Linked DNA regions of Homo sapiens: region 1 is linked to region 2. Evidence: read pairs that join two places in POLR2A ChIA-PET (ENCODE). Cell type or tissue: Panc1. All regions are shown on one strand. Each heading gives the region's core, and the rest is flanking DNA. Links, peaks and the distances in the headings are about the cores only.

The links. Peaks named below come from ENCODE experiments on the same cell type or tissue, not always from the same donor. Only the 100,000 strongest peaks of a DNase experiment are listed, where the experiment ranks them.
Region 1: POLR2A ChIA-PET joins it to region 2 with 11 read pairs; 2 of 35 experiments call an interaction of 5 or more read pairs at or near these places.

What each region holds. Positions count from the first base shown.
Region 1 is chr7:101,417,566-101,420,467 of GRCh38, forward strand. It overlaps COL26A1 (collagen type XXVI alpha 1 chain), which reads left to right. Exons shown (of 13, transcript NM_001278563.3): 2 at 2,412-2,534. Among named protein-coding and RNA genes, the nearest start is that of COL26A1, 56 kb to the left of the region's middle. RefSeq lists an enhancer at 2,835-2,902. In Panc1, for the core only: no CTCF peak of the experiment used is centred there; no DNase peak of the experiment used is centred there.
Region 2 is chr7:100,625,548-100,628,449 of GRCh38, forward strand. It overlaps TFR2 (transferrin receptor 2), which reads right to left. Exons shown (of 18, transcript NM_003227.4): 11 at 2,677-2,759; 12 at 2,526-2,589; 13 at 2,360-2,427; 14 at 2,197-2,273; 15 at 2,030-2,114; 16 at 1,717-1,944; 17 at 1,216-1,356. All of the region lies in intron 1 of LOC124901709 (a long non-coding RNA gene), which reads left to right. It overlaps LOC124901710 (a long non-coding RNA gene), which reads right to left and starts at 1,203. Exons shown (of 2, transcript XR_007060455.1): 1 at 803-1,203; 2 at 1-683. RefSeq lists enhancers at 886-1,650, 1,059-1,353, 1,651-2,413 and silencers at 1,149-1,288, 1,349-1,408. In Panc1, for the core only: no CTCF peak of the experiment used is centred there; no DNase peak of the experiment used is centred there; H3K4me3 peaks cover 742 bases.

The DNA of each region.
Region 1 (2,902 bases), core at 275-2,774, 790 kb after region 2:
TCATATCTATGTATCTCTACATATCTATAGATACAGGTATATCTATATATCTAGACATAGATATAGAGATATATCTCTATATCTAGACATAGATATAGAGATATATCTCTATATCTAGACATAGATATAGAGATATATCTATAGATATCTATATCTATAATATATTTATATCTTGAGATGGAGTCTTACTCTGTCATCCAGGCTAGAGTGCAGTGGTGCGATCTCGGCTCACTGCAACTTCTGCCTCCTGGGTTCAAGTGATTCTCCCGTCTCAGCCTCCCAAGTAGCTGGGTCTACAGGTGTGTGCCACCAAGCCTGGCTATTTGTTTTTGCATTTTTAGTAGAGACAGGGTTTCTCCATGTTGGCCAGGCTGGTCTCGAACTCCTGACCTCAGGTGATCCGCCCACTTTGACCTCCCAAAGTGCTGGGATTACAGGCATGAGTCACCATGCCCAGTCGTATATATATACTTTTTGTAGAGACAAACAGGATCTTGCTATGTTGCCCAGGCTAGTCTAGAATTCCTAAGCTCAAGCGATTCTCCCACCTTGGCCTCCCAAAATGCTGGGATTATGAGTGTGAGCCACCGCACTCAGCCTCCAATGCCTGATTCCTGAAACCAGCAGGGACAAGGACCCGGGTCCTACCTGTCCAGCTCTTTCTATGGTGGTCCCCTAACCAATCTCTCTGATGGTCACCTTTGGGTCCCTCTCTACCTCCTCATCTGCATCTGTGCCCCCATGTGGCTCCTAGCTTCAGCCCCGGTCCTCTTTTGTGTGTTTCTGGCTGTGATTTTTGCCTTCAATGTGGGCCCATCTACTTTCTGTCTCTTAGGGACCCCTCCAAATGTCTGGCCCATTGCTTCTCTCTTTCCAATGCCCTTGAGGACTTTTTTTCTTATTTTATTTTATTATTATTTTTAGACAGGGTCTCGCTCTGTCACCCAGGCTAGAGTGCAGTGGCATGATCACAGCTTACTGTAGCCTCAACCTCCTGGGCTCAAGTGATACTCCTGCCTCAGCCTCTTGAGTGGCTAGGACTATAGGCGTGTGCCACCACAGGTAATTTTTAAATATTTTTGTAGAGATGGGGTCTCGCTATGTTGCCCAGGCTGGTCTCAAACTCCTGGGCTCAAGTGATCCATCCTCCTCGGACCCCAAAAGTGCTGAGCCACCACCCGGCCAGGGACTTATTTTTTAATTTTCAATTTCTAGGCTATGGGGATGGGAGGAGGAGGTGGGAGCACCTTAACCTGATCCCGTATTGTTTGTGTACGTCCCTTCCTCTTTCCTCCTCTCCACTGCCCAAGCTTGCTGCCCCTTGCTTCTTGTACTCTGAAGGCATTTATTCCCTAGCCCGGCAGGTCACATGTCTCTTCCTTTCTCCTGGCTCCTCCCCTTCCTTCAGCCTTCTGGCTCTTTCTTTCTTTCTCTCTCTCTCTCTCTCTGGCTCTTTCCCTTCCTCCCTCCCTCCCTCTCTCCTTCTCTCTCTCTTTCTCTCTCATTCCTCCTCCCCTCCCCTCCCCTCCCCTCCCCTCCCCTCCCCTCTTCTCCCTTCCTCTCCTCCTCTCTTCAGGGTTTCACTCTGTTGCCCAGGCTGTAGTGAAGTAGCATGATCATAGCCACTATGATCCTGGGCTCAAGCCATCCCCTGCCCCAGCCTCCTGAGTAGCTGGGACTACATGTGTGTGCCACCACGCCTGGGCTAATTTTTTAATTTTTATTTTGTAGAGGCAGGGTCTCACTATGTGGCTCAGGCTGATCTTGAACTCCTGGGCTCAAGAGATCCTCCTGCCTCAGCCTCCTAAAGTGCTAGGATTACAAGTGTGAGCCACTGTGCCTGGCCTGGCCACTTCCCATTGCAGGCAAGTCTCTAGACTTGCCGTGGTCTCTCTCCGCTCTGTGCCTGTTACACCGCTGCTTCCCCTGCTGGCTTCGTCCCCTCTCACGGCCCCCACACATTGGTCAGTTGGTCGGTTGGTCGGTTGGCTAACTTATCTTGCACTACTCAGCTGGTGGCCTCAGGGCCTGCTGGGCGAGATGCCCTGCTCCGTTCCTGTAGCTTGTGTGTTCACCACGTGGTGGAACGTGTTACCTGCTGTTCCTATGGACTGTGTCATCTCCTCTCCCCACCAGGGTGAGATTTCCACGGGCAGGGCTGAGTCTTTCTCACCAATTCCACACTGAGTGGTCAGTGACGGGAATGATGCCAGGGCTTGGTGGCCAAGGGTTGCAAGTGTTCTCTCTTCCCCTCAGACCGAGACAGAGGGTCTCAGTGGGCCCCCCATCCAAGAGAGCGAGCCTCCACCCCAGGTTTGCGGGGGCCCCTCCCTGTCCAGCACGGCCCCCTGACCCGAAGTTGGCAGCTCTGGGAACAGGCAGGGCTCATGTGACTGTTGCTCTCTCCACAGGCACTGGTGCCATCACACAGTGACACGGACGGTGTCCTGCCAGGTGCAGAATGGCTCGGAGACGGTGGTCCAGCGCGTGTACCAGAGCTGCCGGTGGCCGGGGCCCTGCGCCAACCTCGTAAGGTAAAGGCCGCTGGGCTAGGCTGCTCTGCCCTTCCCTCCCATTCCCTCGGACAAAACCAGTCCCAGGATGGCTCTGGGAGAGGCTGGGCTGTGCTCACAGACAAAGGCTGAGCATGCATTTATGGAGCACCTTCTGTATATAAGGCATGGGTGTGTGTATATAGGGTATATATGTGTGTGTGCAAAGATGTCAGAGACATGCTCCTACCGCAACAGAACCACACAACCCAGTGGGTGTTTGACAGACAGAAGACCACCACAGATGAGTGGGGTATGGGATCCGAGGTCGGGGAAGGCCAGGTGGGGTTGAAGAGGGAACCAACCAGCCTTATGGCTCCAGGCTGGAACGAGGGGCTACAATGACCTTG
Region 2 (2,902 bases), core at 238-2,737:
GGCAAAGGTTAAAGAAGAATGAATGGAGAAAGAGATATAAGAAGGAGAGGAGAAGGCCAGGTTCAGTAGCTCACGCCTGTAACCCCAGCAATTTGGGAGGCCGAGGCAGGAGGATCACTTGAGGCCAGGAGTTTGAGACCAGCCTGGGCAACATGGTAAAACCCTGTCTCTACAAAAAATAGAAAAATTTAGCCGGGCGTCATGGCACGTGCCTGTACTCCCAGCTACTAGGGAGGCTGAGGTGGGAGGATCACTTGAGCCCAGGAGTTGGAGGTTGCAGTGAGCAGAGATGGTGCCACTGCACTCTAGTCTGGGCAAGGGAGAACGAGCAAGAGCAATAGGTTTGTAAATGGCCAAGGGGGACAGGCAGAGGGCACAAGCAGGAAAATGCAAGGAGGAGAGATAACATGAGCCTCCAAGGGGTAGCCATGCTGGCTCTGAAAACCGTGAGTGTGTGTGCACAAGTGGCTCTGTGTACACTGCAGTTCCCAGCTCACCCCACACTCATTGAGGATGATCCTGTTTACTATTTTGCCCTGCAGACCTTTCCCCATGGCCACAGTCCCTACTCACCCATTTCTTGACATCAAAGGGTTGAGGGGTTGAGTTCTTGGAGTAAGAAAATGGAAGGAAGTGGAGGAGTTGGAACTGGAGGTGGGGTGTGGGCTGCAAAGGATTCAAAGCTAAGCAGAAGGGATTGGTGAGGGAATAAGCTCTTGTTTAACTTTCACGTGACACCTCCTCCAGGCAGCCTTTCTGGATTTCACCCATTTCATTATCAGAAGGAAAACAGCTCTCTTACTCTGAATATCTTTAGCCTTCTGCACTTCCCAGCCTGTAACCTCGTATTGTGGACCAGTGTGGACATGCTTTTTCTTTCCAGAAGGGTCGAGGAGGCAGTGGGAGCTATAGGAGGGGAGTCAGCGGGGAGGGGTGGGGGAGGGTGGATTGTCCCAGTTCTGCCAGGCGTAAACCAGGCGACTGTGGCCAAGAGGCTGGCCCTCCCTGTCCATTTCATCACTTTGATCGCTCGGGTCCTCCAGCCTGACCGATCTATGAGCACTGCGTGTCCAGGACTGGGAAGAGAGCATCCAGAGGACCGGGACTGTGTAGGCGGGGAGAGAGAGGAGCGCGCAGACGGGGCCAGGTCCAGGAGGTGGAGCCCCAGGGGAGGGGCGGGACACTGGGGGCGGGGCGAGGAGGGCGGGGCCTCACCCGCATTATGCGCACGTTGTACATGCGTGTCAGTCGCTCGTCTCTCTCCTCCGAGCTGTAGATCTCCTGCCGCAGCTTTTCCGCCGCCCGGATGTAGTCCCCCCGCGCCGAGTACACCCACTGCAGGGTCAGCCCGCGGGCCTGGGGTGGGGAGGCGCGGGCTGGGGCTGGCGGCAGGGGCCAGGACCCCCGCCTAGCATGGGGACAAGGACCCCCGCCTAGCATGGGGAAGGGGGCTGGGACCCCTGGCCGCAGGAGGGAGGAGGTAGACGAGGACAGAGTGCTGGAGGCAGGATGAAGGGAGTGGGGAGAAGATCCTGCACCTGCCAGGTTGGGCGATGGCACATGCTGGGGGCTGGGAGACTGGAGGCAGGGGGTTAATGGGCTGGATTGCCAGAGAGGACCTAGACCCCAGGGAATGCAGAGAGAAGGGGCTGGACCCCCTGGCCTGGGCAGTGCCTCCCACTCCCAGAGACCAAGAGCGGGGTGGGCCTCTTGAACCTTGAGGTCCCCAGAGAACTCGTTGAGGTTCCCGATGTGCCTGAGGACGACGTCCCCGTAGCGGCCGAAGTCGAGGGGCAGCAGGCGATCGTGGCTGAGCCGGATGAGGAGCTGCCCTGCGAGCTGGGCCACGGCCTGGGCCACGGCGGGCAGGCGGCCTTGCAGCACCTTATGCAGGTTCTCATAAGTGTCCTCCTTTGTGTGCAGGAATGGGTAGGCCTGGTCGTCCTGCCAGGACAGGGTGGACGCTGGGGCGGAGGCAGACAGGCTGAAGGACTAGCGCTGTGTCTGGGGCAGGGGGAGGACGTCTCACCTCCATAAAGGAGAACTCGACGGCAGGGACTCCCACAAAGGCCGTGAAGGAATAGGCACTGCTGTCCATGGGTAGGGGCCGGATCCTGGGGGCAGGTGGGTTGGAGCGATCTGTGGGTTCAGGCTCCCCCACATCCCTCCCCAGCTCTCCCTACCCCCCCAACTTACACCTCAGCATCCCAGCTGGGATTGGTGAACACCACCTGTTCATAGAGAGTCTGCCCACTGTGGTTGGGAGAATCCACCTGGGGGTTGGGGAAGGGCACTGATCAGGCTCTGCTCCTCCCCGCAACCTACTCCCCTTCACCCCCTATTCCTGGGGTGCTCTTGCCTGCTTCAGGACACTCTCAATGAGACTTGTCAGAAGGGGGCTGGTCTTGGCATGAAACTTGTCATCCCCTGGAAAAAGGGGAGGGGAGGGATGCCAGGCTCAGGGCTCAGCCCCAGAGGCAAGGGTGGACCCCAGGGGGCCAGGTGGTGGCACTGCCCCAGCTCACCCAGCACTGCGTTGTCCAGGCTCACGTACACTACGGCTTTGAGGTGCAGCACGCTGAGGTAGCCCTGTGGGTGGGTGACCAGTGTGGAGTGGGAACCCCCCACCCCCACCTCTCCCCAATGCCTAACGACCTGCCCGGGACCCCGTATCACCTCTAGCCACTCCGTGGAGCCCACGCTTCCAAAGTCACCACCGTCCCAGCTGATGAAGAGGAGACTTCTGCGGGGCCGGAAGCCTGGGGACAGAGGGGAAGGAGGACAGGCTTAGCAGGGGCCAAGCAAAGACCCTCCCCTTGTCTTCTTCTGTCCTGGTCCCCCAGGGTCTCTGTTTCTCTGTCTCTCTCTCTGAGACAGGATCTCACTCTCTCGCCCAGGCTGG